2 separate regions of the Mus musculus genome follow, and region 1 is linked to region 2. The links are chromatin loops, found by intact Hi-C in ENCODE. Cell type or tissue: gastrocnemius. All regions are shown on one strand. Links, peaks and the distances in the headings refer to the core of each region. The heading gives the core; the rest is flanking DNA. Region 1 holds the start of Hoxd1 (homeobox D1). Region 2 holds the start of Mtx2 (metaxin 2).

Region 1 (8,742 bases), core at 309-8,308, 60 kb before region 2:
TCATTGGTGAGGCAGAAAAGAGGGAAGATGCAAGGAATGTCTGTTCTAGGTTTAGGACAAGAGGGATTTCTGGGTCAAGGAAACCCGAATGCACCCCCCCCCCCCCAAAGAGGGGCAAGAGTAACTTGACCTTCTCAGAGGGAGGGCTGGGTAGAGTCCCCTCAGGGCAAAAGCAATACTGTTACCCAGCATCATCCAGGCTCGCCCATCATTCCCCGGGAAATAGCCCAAGGGGTCCCGAGAGGGACCAGCCCTGACCGCTGCATCCCTCGCCCTTCCCTGCCTTTCTCCCGCAATACCTGTCCCAGGAGCTGATGTCCAGGGCTCTCGCCCCGCCCTTCCGCCGGCGCCGCTCTCCCCCGAGCTGGGCGGAGGCCCCTCAGCCACTTTGGCTAAGTTGGCAGCAAGGCAGGCGCGTGGAACCGCACTCCAGTCGGGACCGGCCAGTGCGGGGAAGGCGCCGATTGGCTGGCTGGCGCCACGTGGCTGCCGCCGCCGGTATATGAAGCCACTATTTACCTCGGGCTCGCTCGCCATGGCTCGGCGAGGGCAGCGGGGGTAGCGGGAAGGCGGAGCTGCGCAGACCTGCAGGGTGCGGCGCCTAGGTCGTGCGGAGCGAGCCATGAGCTCTTACCTGGAGTACGTGTCGTGCGCCGCGGGCGGTGGCAGCGGAGGGGTAGGCGGCGACGTGCTCGGCTTCGCACCCAAGTTCTGCCGCGCCGACGCGCGCCCTGTGGCCCTGCAGCCGGCCTTCCCCCTGGGCAGCGGAGACGGCGCCTTCGTGAGCTGCCTGCCCCTGGCCACCGCTCGGCCCACGCCGTCGCCTCCCGCAGGCCCCGCTCAGTCCCCGGTCCCACAGCCCGCCGCGCCCCGGTACGCGCCCTGCACCCTGGAAGGCGCCTACGAGCGGGGCGCCGCACCTGCCTCTGCCGCCGAGTATGGCTTCTTGGGGTCCGGGCCGGCGTTTGACTTCCCGGGCGCACTTGGGAGAGCGGCGGACGAGGGCGGGGCGCACGTCCACTATGCCACCTCGGCGGTCTTCTCCGGCGGGGGATCATTCCTGCTCAGCGGCCAGGTGGACTTCGCTGCCTTTGGCGAGCCTGGCCCCTTCCCCGCGTGTCTCAAGGAGCCCGCAGACGGCCACCCCGGGCCCTTTCAGACTGTGTCCCCGGCCCCTGGAGCCTGCCCCAAGCCGGCCTCTCCCACCTCCAGCCTCCCGGCCGCCCACAGCACTTTCGAGTGGATGAAAGTGAAGAGGAACGCCCCCAAGAAAAGTAAGGAGGTGGGCGCTGAGGGGAGGCACCTGGGGGTTCGGGGGGGGGGGGCGCCTCCTTCGTGAAGAGCCGGGAGCGTGTGGCCACCAACCCTGGAGAGAGATTCTACTCCTAAGCCCTGGTCAGAGCCCAGGGTCAGAAAATGCCCCAGGAGCTGAGAGGCCTCAGCAGAGCGCTTCTTCTGGTTCAGCTGTGTCCATCACTCAGGAGGGCTGCGCTGTGACTTTGATTCTAAGTCTTAGCTCCACTGGATAGTTTCAGCATCTCCTCCTCCTGCTCACACCTTGTCTTTATGTTGCAGGCAAACTGTCCGAATATGGAGCCACAAGCCCTCCCAGTGCCATCCGCACAAATTTCAGCACCAAGCAACTGACAGAGCTAGAGAAAGAGTTTCATTTCAATAAGTACCTAACTAGAGCCCGACGCATCGAGATAGCCAACTGTTTACAGCTGAATGACACCCAGGTCAAAATCTGGTTCCAGAACCGTAGGATGAAGCAGAAGAAGAGGGAACGAGAGGGGCTTCTGGCCACAGCTGCCTCTGTGGCCTCGATTAAGCTTCCCCGGTCAGAAACAAGTCCCATCAAATCTGGCCGGAATCTAGGAAGCCCTTCTCAGGCTCAAGAGCCTTCCTGAGGCCCACTCTTAAGGCTGAGGACCTTGGGTCTACAGAAGTCACAGACTGCTCCCCACCTTTGAATAGACTTGAGAGCTTAGTTTGGGCTGGAGGTGGGCATGGGTAGAAATTAATACGGATTTTACTTGGCAAAGGAATTGTCTAAATTGGCTTCTGAGTTCCAGAGGCTGTGTATAGAGATATATATTTGATATCTTTTATTCGCATATTATTTTTGCCTCATGGGGAGGAAAGGTGTCTTAGCTACCTGCCTAAACGCTGCTATGTGAGCCACTTAAAATTCTCGGGTGCAGAGTGGCAGGCCTTCTTAGTCTAGTGTGGTCAGAAACGTATCTCTCTGAAGTTGTTTCAGTTTTAATTTCCTGGACAGACTACATATATTCAGCTTCCTGAGATGATCAAAGCTAGCTAGGGTTTCCTCTATGTAGCTAAGCTGCTTCAATGATGATCTTCATATTGTGCTCCAGTTTGTTTATTTAAAGTGGCGCTCCTACCTCTTCGTGTGCCTGGGTGAAGAAACACAATCACTGTTTAGTTAGTAGCGGAACAAATCCACAGGGTAGGTAAGGATTAGAATCTGAATTATACCTTGGCATCAGTTACTCAAACTTGAAGTGTAAATATATACAGTATGTATATTTTTTAAAGATTTGCTTGCAGTGAACCTTATATATGACATTTAATGTCATGCATAGCATGTAAAGATTTTGACTTTTTTTTTTTTTTTTTGGTAATAAAAGTTACAGAATCTACTATTCTCTGCCTTTTCTTACATCCCTTTCATTTTGATTCCTTAAGCTGATCCAGTTTCAAAATGGGAGTTTATTTACATTGGGGACCTAAAAGTACCACCCCCACCATCACCGTCTCCTCTTCGTTGTTTTTTGTTTTTGTTTTGTTTTGTTTTGTTTTATAAGAGTTTCTCTTTGTAGCCCTAACTGTTCTGGAACTCACTCTGTAGACCAGGCTGGCCTTGAACTCTGAGATCTGCTTGTTTCTGTATCCTGAGTGCTGGAATTAAGAGTGTGCATGGACCACTACGCCCGGCAAAAGTAACGCTTCTTACAGGTTGTAAGCACAAAGCAAATAATCCATAATTATCTGGGCAAATCTGATGTACATAGCAGAGAGCTACTCTGCTAAATTCAAAACACTACGGAAATAGTTCTTTCCCCTGAGCTTTATGGTGGACATGCACATTAACTCAAGGGCTGGGAGCCCATTACAGGACTGCTGAAAATCCAGAGACACTTGGGGAGATCTCCTTTTTCTTTTTCTCCTGTTGTCACAAAAGGAAGTGGAAAGGTGACCTGAAGACTTTGTTTCTTTATCCTTTGTGTTCTCTGAGCAAAGCCGCTGCCCACCCAAAAGTTCCCATTGGCCGATTTCCTATCTAAAGGAGGCTGAGAGGAGCCAGAATTAAGAGCATCCTCTTCCTATAAGCCAGCATTCTTTTCCTATAAGCCAGATCAGGCTCTGGCTGAGAACACAGGGTACTTGTCTGGTGCTTGTTTGTTTGTTTGTTTGTTTGTTTGTTTTAGTTTTCTGAGGCAAGGTTGGGTAGCCCTGGCTGTCTTGCAACTCACTCTGTAGACCACGTTGGCCTTGAACTCACAGAAATGCTCCTGCCTCTGCCTCCCAAGTGCTTGAATTAAAGGTGTGAGCCAAAACCACTGGCTACTTGTCTGTTTTTAACAGTGGAATATTTTTAAATTAATTTCTTAGAAGAGGTACAACTTGAAATCTGGCCAGAGGGTAGATTACAAATAAACAAAACACAAAACCCTCTACTCTTATTTTTCACTTAGTCTCCCTTCTGCAGAAGGTGCCCACAGTCAGCAGGGCTCCTGGGCTACCTCGCAGTTACATAAACGGGGAAGAAAAGTGCAATAGAAACACATATAAGCAAGTGGGTACTTTATCAAGTTAGGATGTTTCTCCTACTTTCTCCCCACTTCCTTAAGACTTCTAGATAGCTCAACAGAAAGACTTAAAGGTGCAAATGAGTCCCACAGAAACTGTATGCTATTATGTTTAGGCTGTAGTACAAGCACGCCAACTCTGATAACTCAAAAGTCTAGACAACAGTGGACGATGACTTTTCTTGATACGCAGCAATGTGATAGGAATGTGAAATTGCACCTGAATTCTTGTCCTCATCTACCATCTCATGGAGTTGAAAGAATTCAAGTTCTAACAACCTCAGCTGTTGGAGGGGGGGGGGAGGAGATCACTTTATGAGTAGGTCTGTTGATATTATTCTCATGTTTTATTATTTGCCTCTCAATAACTTGATGCGGATCAGATCTTGCTTAAAACAGCTGCTTCCTCTCTGCATTCTACAGCTGTTTGAAAAGACTTGTTAGAAGTCCTACTTAATTGCTCCTCTGTAGTCACCTCTAAGAGTTTCCTGCTGTGGTCTTTGACATGACTAGTCTTTCCTTTTAGACAAGCATTGAACTACCTAAACAAAAACTACTACCACCCTGGATCATTTCTTTAATCTACCACCCGTTCTCTGAGAAAGTAAAGTGTGTTTCTCATGAAGCTGGCCCTAGCACTTAACAGCCCTGATGGATGTCTTCCTTGATGAAGGTGGCTATTTTGACATTCATATAATGCTGTTCTATGAATCAGGCCAATATTAGCTATTTTTTGACCAACCCCAGGGATCTTTAAAAGCTTTCTTAATGCAGATCACTATACAGCTATATTCAGTATTAGGAAGAGTCCTGGCTGGAGATGGGACGAACTAGGTGACCTTTGGAGATCTCTTCCAGTAAAGAAACACTATAGAGAATGCTACGACTCAATGGCTTTTGCGTATTTGATTTTCAGATTTCCATGTGGAAAAAGTTGTTGCTAGGGAAGCAAGTCTGTAGGATCACAGGGACACTGCGGGAGCTCAGAAAAGGTGGATTTTAGACATCGTCAACCACAGCTTATCATGTGATTCACTTAGGGAACACTCTCCTACATACTAGTGGGAGCTCTGTGCTATTTTACAGCAGCCATCTTTGTACTCTGACGCTGACATGCAAAGAGTAGCCACTAAAACAACCCCATTTATATCTCACAAGATTTCAAACTAAATATGCTAATTCACCCTCCAGCAATCTATTATAAGAATGAATACACAATGGACAGTTCTGGCTGTTGTATAATTAAGTATTCAATGTTCCTTTGTCTTCATATAATGACAGAGTGTCTACTTTTCTGGATTCAAGATAATTGGGAGGAAAAGGAAAGAATTCAATAACATAAAATTTCTCTAACTTGACTATTGGCAAATGAAGACCTTGATGATGGAAAAACCTTAAAGCAATGCCACCTAGATTGTGAAAAGATTAATCATGAGTGATTTATTCTGCCTCAAACCTATGTGTGACGGGACACAATACAAGAAGAGGTTATGTCTGATTATCATGTCATCATAGAAAGTGAAGCAGGCTCAGGCAAGTTACATCAGCCCCGAAGTTCTTAATTATTTCTTATGGCCAAAGAAGTGCTCTATACTTGCTGAATATTGAATTTGAAAACCTCAGGATCTAATCAGGTTCTGTGAGATGTTTAGTCTGACCACAGACCTCTCAACAAGAAAAATGCCCATTGTTAAAACTTTATTTGTGGTTTTAAAGTAAAACCATGGTGGACATATCTCACAAATAATGATAAATCTCTATCTAAATAGAAATCAAGATTTCATTGTTTTTTACCTCTATCCTGTTTCCAAGATATGAAAATGCAATAAATATGCAAAACAGCTCTATTGAACATCTCATTTGTAATTGCTTCTTAAATTATCCTTGTTGCTCAGAAATATAATTTCAACAGAAACTGTTAAATTAAATTCAATAATAAACTAAGAGGAAAGAGATCCTAAATATTCATATGAAAAAGACTATCTATCACTTAGCTTGTAGAACTTTCAACATTATCTCTTCTGCTTCACATCCTATTATTGATGTCATTGGGAAAGGAGGGCCAGAAAGTGGTCATTTGAACTTGCAACAGTTAACAAAACAAGCCACAGGCAATTGCAACGCATTTTTAGGGGACATCAAACTGTTGAGTACATCCTATCATCAGGAGCCTGCACCTATGCAGTTTGAAAGGGCTCCATTAAGAAGACGAATACAAAACTATGGCTGAGAGATAAGGCTTTCATGGGACCAGAAAGGATCCCGATGAATTCAGCTTCGGTTTTGTTGGGCTCATGGAAATGCTTGTCCACCTCTTCCTTGAACTGATTTCTTTATCTCATTGACCAGTCCTTGCTCCTGCTGACAGGCACTGTTGCTTTCTCCCAACTTTGAGGAACCAGAACCCTTGTTGATTTCTTTCAAATGCATCAGCTAGCAAATAAGGGGAGATGAGGGCTGGTTGGTACTCTATTGCACCCTCCAGTCATGTGCTCTTCTGGGCCTCTGGGCCCCTGGCCTGCCTATATCACTGCAGAAAATGGGAGTGCCTCTTAACTCACAGGTTCTCAGCTGCGTGCTTCTGCTTCCAAGACAGAGGAAGGTTCCGATGGAGACACCAGAGCTGCATTGCTAGTTCCTCTGCTGGGTGGAGTCAAAAGGCTGAGCTGAAAGCCTTGAGGAAAAAGTGACCACTGGAAGAGAGGTGACCTGGGGTTTATCATCAGTTAGGTTTTATAACTAAAAGAAAAAAATAACTTCCCTGACATCAGCTCCTTCTACAAAATAAAGGGTAGATTGCTCTGGGTAGTCATTAAGTATCTTTGTGACCTTAGTATTTCGCTGCAATCCTTTACTCTCTTGGTTATCACTGAAAATACTACTTAATATTACCAAGTTTTGTAGATTAATATTGACAAGCTGTTGGTTTCAAGTTCATGTCTGGTCCTTTAGAAAGTCATCTATTTGGCTTCAGAACTTGTTAATGTAGGATCTACATAGTGCTTCTCTCTGCTGTTGATGTGAATAAAAAGCTACCGTTACAGCCTGCCAGAAGTTACTGCTTCCTCTTGAATAGATAAACTGGGATCTAACAAGAGACTTCTCAAGTGAAGGTAAACATTCCATGTTCAGATTCTAAAACTCACTGCCTTAGCTCTATCCTTCAATGTTGATAACTTCCAGAACATCAAAAACCTCAAATCTATTCCGTTCCATTAAAATGTGTGAGACCCAAGTGAATGGGTGTGTGCATAATCAAATCTCTCCCCCTTTCTATTTGACACCATAGAGTCCCCTCTGCATTCACCTCAGAACGTCTTGGGACATTTTCCCTCCAACACTGGCTCAGGTTTTATGACCTCTCAGGAAGCCATGTCCTGGTACCTGGCTCGTTTCTTTGATCCTTGTTCTCAACTGAGGTGGCTCATTTGAAATCCTGGCCTTGGTTGAATGTATTGAGCGTATGCCCTTGAATCCGAATTTTGGTTCTTTTCTCTTTCCTATCTTGGTCATGAAGTGAGAAGCTTTGCTGCTCCCCACCATGACATATTGTCTTGCTGGAGGATGAAAGACATGGGACCAATATGACATGGGACTGAAGTCTCTAAAACTGTGAACCAAAATAAACCTTCTGTCTTTTAAAGTTCATTGCCTTGGGTATTTTATTACAGTAACAGGAAGCTTGGTAAAACAATACTTGTAATGGCTGCACTCTCGTTGAATTAAGGGTCTGAGGCTCAGGAGAAGCCTGGAAGTAATAAAGATGACCATTAAACACTTCACAGTGTACTGGCTCATCCCAGGCATGGTAAAGCTAAGTCTATCATACATCCCTTCATTTTTTTTTTGCCATCCAAAATGACATATGAATTCATATACATAGTATTTGGGGGACTAGGTATCATGAATTAGGATGTGCTGGCTATTTAATTGGCTTTACTACATTGTGGAACCCTCCACAGTTGAATTTATCATTCTCTCTTGAAAAAAAGATCATTTTAACTTTATGAATTTCATGTGAGTGCTGTATTTACATCATTTCCACCACACACTATTTCCCCTCCAACTTCTCTGCTCCCCCTATTCCGACTCAACTTTCATGACCTTTTCTTCTTTATCATTCTTAGATGTCTGTTTGCCTGTCTGTCTTCTGCCTGCCTACCTGCCTGGCTGTCTATTTATCCATTTACATAAGTGCATATAAATACAACCAGCTGAGTCCACTTAGTGTTGCTCATATGTACATGTGTTTAGCGTTGATCTCTTGGGACTGGACACCCATCCGTGTGCTTGGCCCTGGAGAAGACTGATCCATCTCTTAGCAGCCTGTAGCTCTTTATCTAGGGGTGGGTCCTTGTGTGATGCTCCCATCCACGCTGGGATGTCAGTTGGTGTTGTCGTTGTCTAGGTCTTGTTCACATTTCATGAGTGCAATTCCCTGTTGCATAGAGAGGACACTATGTTGTGACAGTGCTGATCCTCTGACTCTTACAGTCTTCCCATTGCTTCCTCTGTGAATCTTAGGTTTAGAGGTTGAATGCTAGATACATCTATAGGAGATGGGTACTCACAGTCCTTTGTTTGCTGCATTTTGACCATTGTGGATTTCTGTGGTGGAATCTATCTGTTGTTAAAAGAAGAAGAAGAAGAAGAAGAAGAAGAAGAAGAAGAAGAAGAAGAAGAAGAAGAAGAAGGAGGAGGAGGAGGAGGAGGAGGAGGAGGAGGAGGAGGAGGAGGAGGAGGAGGAGGAGGAGGAGGAGGAGGAGAAGGAGGAGAAGGAGAAGAGAGAAGGAGAAGAGAGAAGGAGAAGAGAGAAGGAGAAGAGAGAAGGAGAAGAGAGAAGGAGAAGAGAGAAGGAGAAGAGAGAAGAATAAGGATAAATAACACTCAGAACTATCATAAAAGCCAC
Region 2 (8,742 bases), core at 282-8,281:
AAATCTGTTGATAATAGAGGAGGGAACTAACTTAAGAAGCCTAGAGCTTACTATTTCATTATCAAAGCAATAATTTCCTTTTGACGGGATCACAGATAAGAGTTTTCTCTTGAAGACATCCTTCAAAAATACTTACAAAGTCTTAATATTCTGTCAAAAAAATGAAATGTACATAAAATGTCGTAGTATTTTATGTTTACATAACCCAATAATTGAGCATTTTCTTACATGTAATTCAGTAACATAAAGTCTAGGTTGGAGACATGCAACTATTCTATGACAGAATAATTTGGCAAGTAAATGATTTTATTAGGGCAAACAATAAGACTGCTAATGTCATGCATTAATAATTTATTTTCAATAATCGTGTGACTATCCTTATAGTAACATATGGATTCTACAGCACTTTTGTTTCATAACCCCATTCTTAAAAATTCCAGTGGCTTGTTTTCTTGTATTTCCCTTAATTGTGGTGATCTTAAACAGATCTTCAGTTTTAAATCTGCCAGTTGTTCTAATACAGATGCATAAATATATTTTCTCCAGTTGGCTCTTTCTTACAAACGAAGCTTGTTTGTGGGCACCGTCAGGACATCTGCATCTTATTGGATTTAATTTTTAGTAATAAAGACCTCCCACATTACACATTCTCCTCAGCCTAAATTCGCTTGTGTGGGAAGCAAAAGAACTGTCAGTCAGAGAGAAACAAGTAAATCCATATGCTGTGGAGGATTCAGCATCCTTGCCTACAATAAAAAAAGAAAAAAGGAAACCCGAGTACAGACAGTACCCCAGCAGATCTCATTTTTAATTTTCTTTTTCAAAAGGCTAGCTTCTGCGGTCTGAATGCTGGTACCCCATCAAATTCAAATGTTGAAACTCAATCAGCAATATGATAGTATTTAAGAGAGAGACAGCTTTGGGAGGGTTCCTTCCTCACATGGAATTAAAAGCCTTATTACAACACTTGTACAAAAAAAAGTTGCTTTTTTTAAAAAATGTAGCTTCACGCTTCTATTACAAGTGTTACTTCACGCTTCCAATTCCCTAATACTTATGATTTTTCTTCAATTGTAACCTATAATTTAAAAAACGATCAGGCTAAGAGGGAAGAAGACTCATGGGATCTAGTGCCTTTCCTTTACGAGTCCTCCTTTCCCTACCAGACATTGGATCTACAGAAGCCTTGGTTTTGGATTGAAGAGCTTTTCAAACTGAGCAATAAACCTGCTGCTTAAAAATGACCCAGTCTAGCTAGGTGTGGTGGATCATACCTTTAATCCTCTAGAGGCAGAGGTAGGAACGTCTGTAAATTTGAGGCCAGCCTGGTTTACATAGTTCTAGGACAGCCAGGCAGCCAGGGCTATGTAGAAAGACTCTGCTTAAAAAAAAAAAGAAAAAGACAAATTAACCTTAACCAGTCTAAGGTATTTTCTTCTAGCATCTAGGGCAGGTTAAGACACTTGCTTTAGTAGCAAAGGCAGAGTGTCTTAACCCAGTGCTTCAGAGGCACCCCAGCCCCTGTTTATCTGTGTTCCTGTGTAGCATGCCGACTGAAACTGCAGAATCATTCCATTTGTCTGACTCTCGCTCTCTTGCTCCCCAATCTGTCTCCAGCCTCTGACTCTAGCATCCTTCTCCATTTGGGGCTCACCTCTACCCCTCACACTTGCTTATTGTTTTCCCAGTCAAATCCTGGGATAGGACACTACATCTGATCCAAAACAGTCAGAGCATAGCATCTATAGCTTCAGAAAGGCAACGGATAAAAGAGGCCAGCACAACTTGATGTGACAATAGACTTCCAGTTTTTCAAAGCCGTACGTACATAAAATCCCTTGTGTAAAGGACAAGAATGGAAGGGTTGATTGGCAGGAAGATACCTACAACAGCTCATTTCTCTGGGTCAATATCAACCTCAGGATGAGGAGGAAACTGGGTGCCACATACACTGTTGGGGTTTCCTCCCTCAGCACAAACAGATGGCATCCTACCATCTTCCTTGTGTTTCTATAAGCCTCTCATGAACTCTGAACTTCAGGCAGAGAAAAAGATGCTTTCAGAAGTACTTTGTGTCTATTTAAATGAGGAAGCTTAAGTTTGGTTGAATAGACTTCTCATTTGCTGTGGGGGCTACTGATACCTGCTCTGGTTTACTCTTCAAAACTTCTTACCATTTTATGTCCTCTGAGAAGACTTCTATATACTAGCCTCTGGTATTTATGGATGTGACCATATTTGCAAATTGGCTCTGCAGATAAAACCAAGAAGAGGTCATAAAAAAAATGAGTAGGCCTTAATCCATTGGCTGGTGCCTTCAGTGGAAGACAGAAGTTTGGACAAACAGATGCAAGGGAGAATGTTGCCTAATGGTGGGAGCAAAGGTGGAAATGACTTGTCTAAAGCCATGGAATGCCCAGGAACCCTGGAAATCCTAGAAGCTGGGCAGATGGAGGAAGGACATTTATTTCTATGTCCTTGAGAGCAAGCATCGTCTTGCCAACACTTTAACCTCAGACTTCTAGCTTCCAGAACCAGAGAGTAAATGCATCCGTTGTTTTAAACACCCAGTGTGTGATAATCTGTCCCGCACCTCTAAGAAAGCAATATACTACTTAAGTATATGAACAGAAATTTAGACAATAAACTGTAATGGAGGGTCAGAGATCTGTGGACAAGAAACAAAATCGCCAGGCGTGGTGGTGCACACCTTTAATCCCAGCACTCGGGAGGCAGAGGCAGGCCAGGTACAGTAGTTTACTCTAGGGTTGGGTGGGAGGTGGGCAGGGACAGACCAAGTTCCGAGTGTTGTTGGCCAGCCTAATCCTTGTGCTCCAGATTCTCAGTGAGAGACCCTATCTCAAAATAGAGGATGGAGAGCAACTGAAGAGGTACTGAGACACTGACCACTGTACAAGCTGATGCATGTGTGTGTATGGGCTATGCTACCGAGCCTGAAGACTTGAGTTGGATCCCTGGAACCCACATGGTTGGAGAGAACTAAGTACCAAAAGTTGTCTTGGGTCTATACACTGACACACACACACAACAACATCGTCTCACCTCTCCGAGCCATGTTCTCATCAGCGAAAGGGGGCTTTGGCTCACCAAATGATTTCTGAAATCAAGTGTAACTTTATGCTTCTAATTTTCTAATTCTGTAATATTTATGATTTTTGGTCAATTGTAACCTATAGTTAAAAAAAAAAAAGATTAGACTAAGAGGAAAGATTCAAGGGATCTAGCGCCCTTCCTTTTACTCTTGTTCCTTCTACACTCAGAAACAAGTAATTGAAGTGCTTTATTCTCCAAGCTTCATTTTGGGTGCTTGGAGTTGAAAGATTAAATTATGTCTCAGCTCACAAGCTGTGTAAGCCTCCTTCTGGCTAGCGCATTTGAACAAATAACCAACACTAATATCAGTCTATGGACCCCGAATCCTACAGTTAGTGGAATTGAGAGAATTCCTGAGTTTCTGGGCTCCAGTAGAACCAGACCAGGCACTTGAACCTCTTGAAGCTGTTTCTGTCTTGTTGAACTGCTGAAAGGTTGCAATCAAATCCAAAAGACTCTAGCCAGAGAGCCTGCTCTCTTAGGGCTCTCGCAGGTCCGGAGCGCGCGGGGCGGAGCAGCCGGAAGTGCCGGCGCGCGTTGTCAGCGACGCCGGAAGTGCTTGGTCGGCCTGGCGGTAACCTTGCGGGCCGAGCCACCGCTGCCGAGGTGAGCTCTGCTCGTCTTAGCGTTGGCCCAGCGAAGCTCGTCAGCTGCCGGGGGAAGGCCGCCGAGGTCGCGCGGGAGGGCGCCGAGCGCCGCGGAGCTCAGGCGCGCGCGCAGGACCTCGCAGCCGACATGTCTCTGGTGGCGGAAGCGTTCGTCTCCCAGATCGCAGGTAGCCCGTGTGGGCGCCGACGGGGCGGCGTGGGTGGCGGCGGGGATCCGCGTGGGGAGGCGGAGGGCTGGAGTTTCCCTGTAGCCGTGGGTCGAGGGTGCTGAGTCTACAGCCCGGGTGGAGGCGGCAGCGGCCATGGAGGCTTGGCCTCACTTTCTGGATGAGGAAACTGAGGACACATGGCCAAGGTCACCCTGCAGGGACAGAGTCCTGACCTCACTCCCTCCGCGGCGCTTTGTTCCCCGACTCCGCGGTTTAGGTGGCGGAGGCCCGGGGCTGGGGATCGAGGTGGGGGCGTGGCCACGGGTTGGGTCCTCGCCTCCCCCAAGGTTTCCGTGGGAATAGGGCAGCCTCTCTGCTCTTGGGTTCTCAAGTTTAAGGTGACTGTCACTCTTGAGCTGCCCTTCTTTACCTGTTGTTGATGGGTCACCCGAGTTGTTCTCCAAGCCATTTGCAAAGTCTGTGGGATTCTTTGAATTATTCTTAATGGGCATGAAGTTTAAAGAAAGTAAACATCTTTTGACACACACACACACACACACACACACACATTCGTATTGAAGTTTTTATTTTGGCGAAAGTGGCTATGATAGAAAAAAAGAGTCAAGTTAATGGGATGAATGTTAATTCCAGCAGTGTTTTCAACGTTCGAATGAGGAGATAGTCACTAAGATAAACAGTCGTATTTGGGGTAAAGTAGTACATTGGAAATGAAAGTATAATGTGTTATCAACTTTTCGAAACGCTTTCCATTGTATTGAATTTGTGTGAACTTAGATTTCCTTTAAAATAGCATTTTATAGGAGAGAGGATAGAAGAGAGATTGTAAGCTTCATGAAAGCAGGGAATTTTGTTTCCCATTGTATCCTAGGACCTGTCTGTCAGTTCTCTTTAAATACCCATGACTTGAGTAAATAACACAGATTTCAAGTAATGTTTCTCTCTGACTTTATCAGTGAGGTTGAAAAAGTCAGGCCTCTGACTTGAGGTCAGTGGTTTATTTTAGACTGATACTATGTCATAAATCATTTCACAGTATATGTTTGTATTCTGAATGTATATATCCAATGTGTGATTTCTTTTCAACAAGAAAACAAGAAATGGTATTTGATAAACTTTTGATAAGTTCAGAATTCTACCTCAGTTAGTGAAGTTTACAAATCCCCAGGAAGTTTGTATTTGTCTTAAGGTGCTTGTAGTGGTCTGTTATGGTAGTAGGACATATTTAAAGCTAGATAGTTCAGTAAATAGAAAGTAGTATAGGAACAGCTCCTAAGTCAAAATATAGCATGAATTAATTCTCGATGTATTAAAGATTTAAATGTAGCACAAACGAACTTACAATAAAATAATAGGGAAAAAAACAAGGGCAAATACAGGGTATTATTTTTGTAAGATTGGATAGCAGGAGTTTCTAAGCAAAACATGGAGTATACATTCCATAATCGAAATGGTTGTATAAGAATATAGAAAGTTTTTGATGTTAAAAGACACCATGGGACCTGGAGGGCATCATCCTGAGTGAGGTAACACAATCACAAAAGAACTCAAATGATATGTACTCACTGATAAGTGGATATTAGCCCAGAAACTTAGTATACCGGAGATATAAGATACAATTTGCAAAACACATGAAACTGAAGAAGAACAAAGACCAAAGTGTGGATACTTTGCCCCTTCTCAGAATTGGAAACAATCACCCATGGAAGGAGTTACAGAGACAAAATTTGGAGCTGAGACAAAAGGATGGACCAGCTAGAGACTGCCATATCCAGGGATCCATCCCATAATTAGCCTCCAAACGATGACACCATTGCATACACTAGCAAGCGTTTGCTAAAAGGACCCTGATATAGCTGTCTCTTGTGAGACTAGGCCGGGGCCTAGCAAACACATAAGTGGATGCTCACAGTCAGCTATTGGATGGATCACAGGGCCCCCAATGGAGGAGCTAGAGAAAGTATCCAAGGAGCTAAAGAGATCTGCAACCCTGTAGGTGCAACAACATTATGAACTAACCAGTACCCCGGAGCTCTTGACTCTAGCTGCATATGTATCAAAAGATGGCCTAGTCGGCCATCACTGGAAAGAGAGGCCCATTGGACTTGCAAACTTTATATGCCCCAGTACAGGGGAACGCCAGGGCCAAAAAGTGGGAATGGGTGGGTAGGGGAGTTGGGGGTGGGGAGGGTATGGGGGACTTTTGGGATAGCATTGGAAATGTAATTGAGGAAAATATGTAATAAAAAAATATTAAAAAAAAAGACACCATGAAGAGCTGGGTGTGGGGCTCTTGCTTGTAGTCACAAGCACTTGGGAGGCTGAGACAAGAGACTATTACAGGCTTGAGGGTAGCCAGCCTGGCTGGGCTTTATAGGGAGAACATGTTTGAAGCAAAACAAACAACAACAATAAAATCTCCACCATAAATATAAATAAATCTCCACTATATATATGTATATATATAATAAGAAAAACATTTAATTATAACAAAAACTCCCAAAAGAAAGGCAAAAAATTCTGAATAAGTATTTCATAAAAGGAGAAATACAACTAGAGAATGACCAGGTGAAAAGTTGCCCTCCACGAGTAACTGATAATTTTTCAATTTAGGCAAAAGTGAATATGATAATCTCTAGTATTGTCAGGGGCATATAGAGTAGAGAAATCTTACTTTCTCACTTTTAGTGAGTGTAAATTAGGCTCCCTTTAGGAGCCTAACCTAGCAATATTTCCAAAGATATTATATTCTAATCCAGAAATCATCTGTATGTGGATTTATTTGATAGACATTTGAGGACCAATTCCTCAAAGAACTATACAATAATCTTCATTATAGCATTATTTCTACTAGTAAAAAACATAAGGATGTCTCAGATGTATATCAGATTATGATATACCAATCAAACAGTTTCAACAGTACCTAAAATAAATGAGTTGTTAGAGAGTATTCCATTGTTAGCACTAATCATAATAGCCAAGATATGGAAGCAAACCAGGTGTCTGTCAGCAGACGAATGGATCAAAGAGATGGGCATATATACAAAAGAATACTAGATATTCTTAACAGGAAGGTAATTATTTCATTCATGGTGACATGAATCATTTAAACTCAAGGAATGAATGAGTGTGTGTGTGTGTGTGTGTGTGTGTGTGTGTTTTCTGTTTGTTTCCTCTCACGGTGACTACAAGTGGTAGTAATGTTGTCTTTCTTAGATTTCTATTGCTGTGACCAAAAGAAGGAAGGGTGTATTTCAGTTTATAGTTGAATCATAGTCTATCATGAAGGGAAGCCTGGGCAGGCAACTATGGAGGAGGAGGACCACTGTTTACTGACTTGTTCCCTGTAGCTTTCTTATCCTGCTTTCTTATACAACCAACCCAGGACCACCTGCCTAGGGGTAGGCACACCACCCACAGTGAACTGGACTCTCAGGTATCAGTCATTAATAAAGGAAGTGCCCCACAGACTTGCCCACAGACCAGTCTGATGGAAGAATTTTTTCAATGACTTCACACTTCCAAAATATGTCTACGTTTGTGAAAACTTGACAGAAACCTACCAGCACAAATGTATATTTCAAAATAGCCAAAAGGAAAGATTTCTAATGTTACTACAAGAAAGTTGATGCATTGATTATGGATATGTTAAGTAGCTTGATTTAATCCTTATATACTCTGTACCTGTGTTAAAAATATTATGTTTGTCATTTGAAAAGGCAAATTTATTTCTGACATGCTGATGAACACTTGTAATAGTAGCAGTAGGGAGGCAGAGGCAGGAGGATTGCCAGTTCAGGTATAGTCTGGGCCATATAGAGAGATCCTGGCTTGGTGGTGGGAAGAATAATAATAAAATAGAATGATAAAAGCAATGTGTATACTTGGGTGTTTAAAGGTATTGACGGTAAAGAGATGTGATATGTGTTAGCTTTCAAGCTAGAATTATATTAAGTAAAAAGTTGTAGTATTATATATGTCGTGTATGAACTTATTAAATAAGTTCTGTTCGGACAGAACATATATGCTTACCTAAGCAAAGAAAAACTTTCAGAACAATTCAACTAATTCTCCTTAGGAGTTTCAAGAAAATAGGAGAGGATGACAGATGACGATAGAAAATGGAGGAGTCATGTTTCCGGTTTATCTGGATTACTATAGTGAGCCTGTTTTACTTTTGTAATTTAAGTGACTAAATTTTCAAATTAAAAGATTGTACTTAGTCAAGAACTGAAGAGAAGGTATTCTGGGTTTAACCTTGACCTTCAAGTGATTTATAAATGTAACTTAGATCCAACAGCTATCCACAGTATTTTGTTTCTGGTCATAATTTAGTATTCTTAGAAGGAAGAGGTTAACTTGTAAGATAGAGATACATGTTTACATAGTTCTGTTTTAATAATAATTATGAATTTTTCTTTTTTTATAATTGAGGACTCTGAGTTTTAATATATATGATAGTTTGGCTATTCTCCCTTCCAGTGGTCATGAGCTAGCATACATTTTGATATTTCTTTTGGAAATATTTAAGGCATCTTACTGTTTATCTGGTACCTGTGATATTTCTTTGTGCGTGTGCGTGTGTGTGTGTGATATTTCTGCAGTCCCTTCCCTGGGAGTCTGATTTGTAAAGGACATGTTCATGTAAGCTGCTTTAGTGTGGGTCTGCAATGCTCCCCAAAGACCCATGTTATTCAAAGTTTTGATCCCCTCTGTGGCATTGGGAACTTGTGGCATTGGTAGAAACTTTAAGAGGTGCTGATTGTGAGACCTTTGTCTCTTTTGCTGAGTCTTCACCATGAAGTGAACAGTTTGTTCTGATATACCTGCTTCACCACAGGTCCAAGGCAGTT

The links. Peaks named below come from ENCODE experiments on the same cell type or tissue, not always from the same donor. Only the 100,000 strongest peaks of a DNase experiment are listed, where the experiment ranks them.
Region 1: it touches region 2 in a loop (2.4-fold over the local background); 3 of 42 quality-filtered maps call a loop at or near these places.

Annotation. Positions count from the first base shown.
Region 1 is chr2:74,762,480-74,771,221 of GRCm38, forward strand. It overlaps Hoxd1 (homeobox D1), which reads left to right and starts at 501. Exons shown (of 2, transcript NM_010467.2): 1 at 501-1,274; 2 at 1,576-2,663. The coding sequence starts at 623. The coding sequence ends at 1,910. It overlaps Haglr (Hoxd antisense growth associated long non-coding RNA), which reads right to left and starts at 417. Exons shown (of 3, transcript NR_110445.1): 1 at 300-417. In gastrocnemius, for the core only: no CTCF peak of the experiment used is centred there; a DNase peak (open chromatin) is centred at 443; H3K4me3 peaks cover 977 bases.
Region 2 is chr2:74,822,155-74,830,896 of GRCm38, forward strand. Mtx2 (metaxin 2) reads left to right here and starts at 3,658. Exons shown (of 10, transcript NM_016804.4): 1 at 3,658-3,889. The coding sequence starts at 3,850. In gastrocnemius, for the core only: no CTCF peak of the experiment used is centred there; DNase peaks (open chromatin) are centred at 3,685 and 4,100; H3K4me3 peaks cover 2,047 bases; H3K27ac peaks cover 1,682 bases.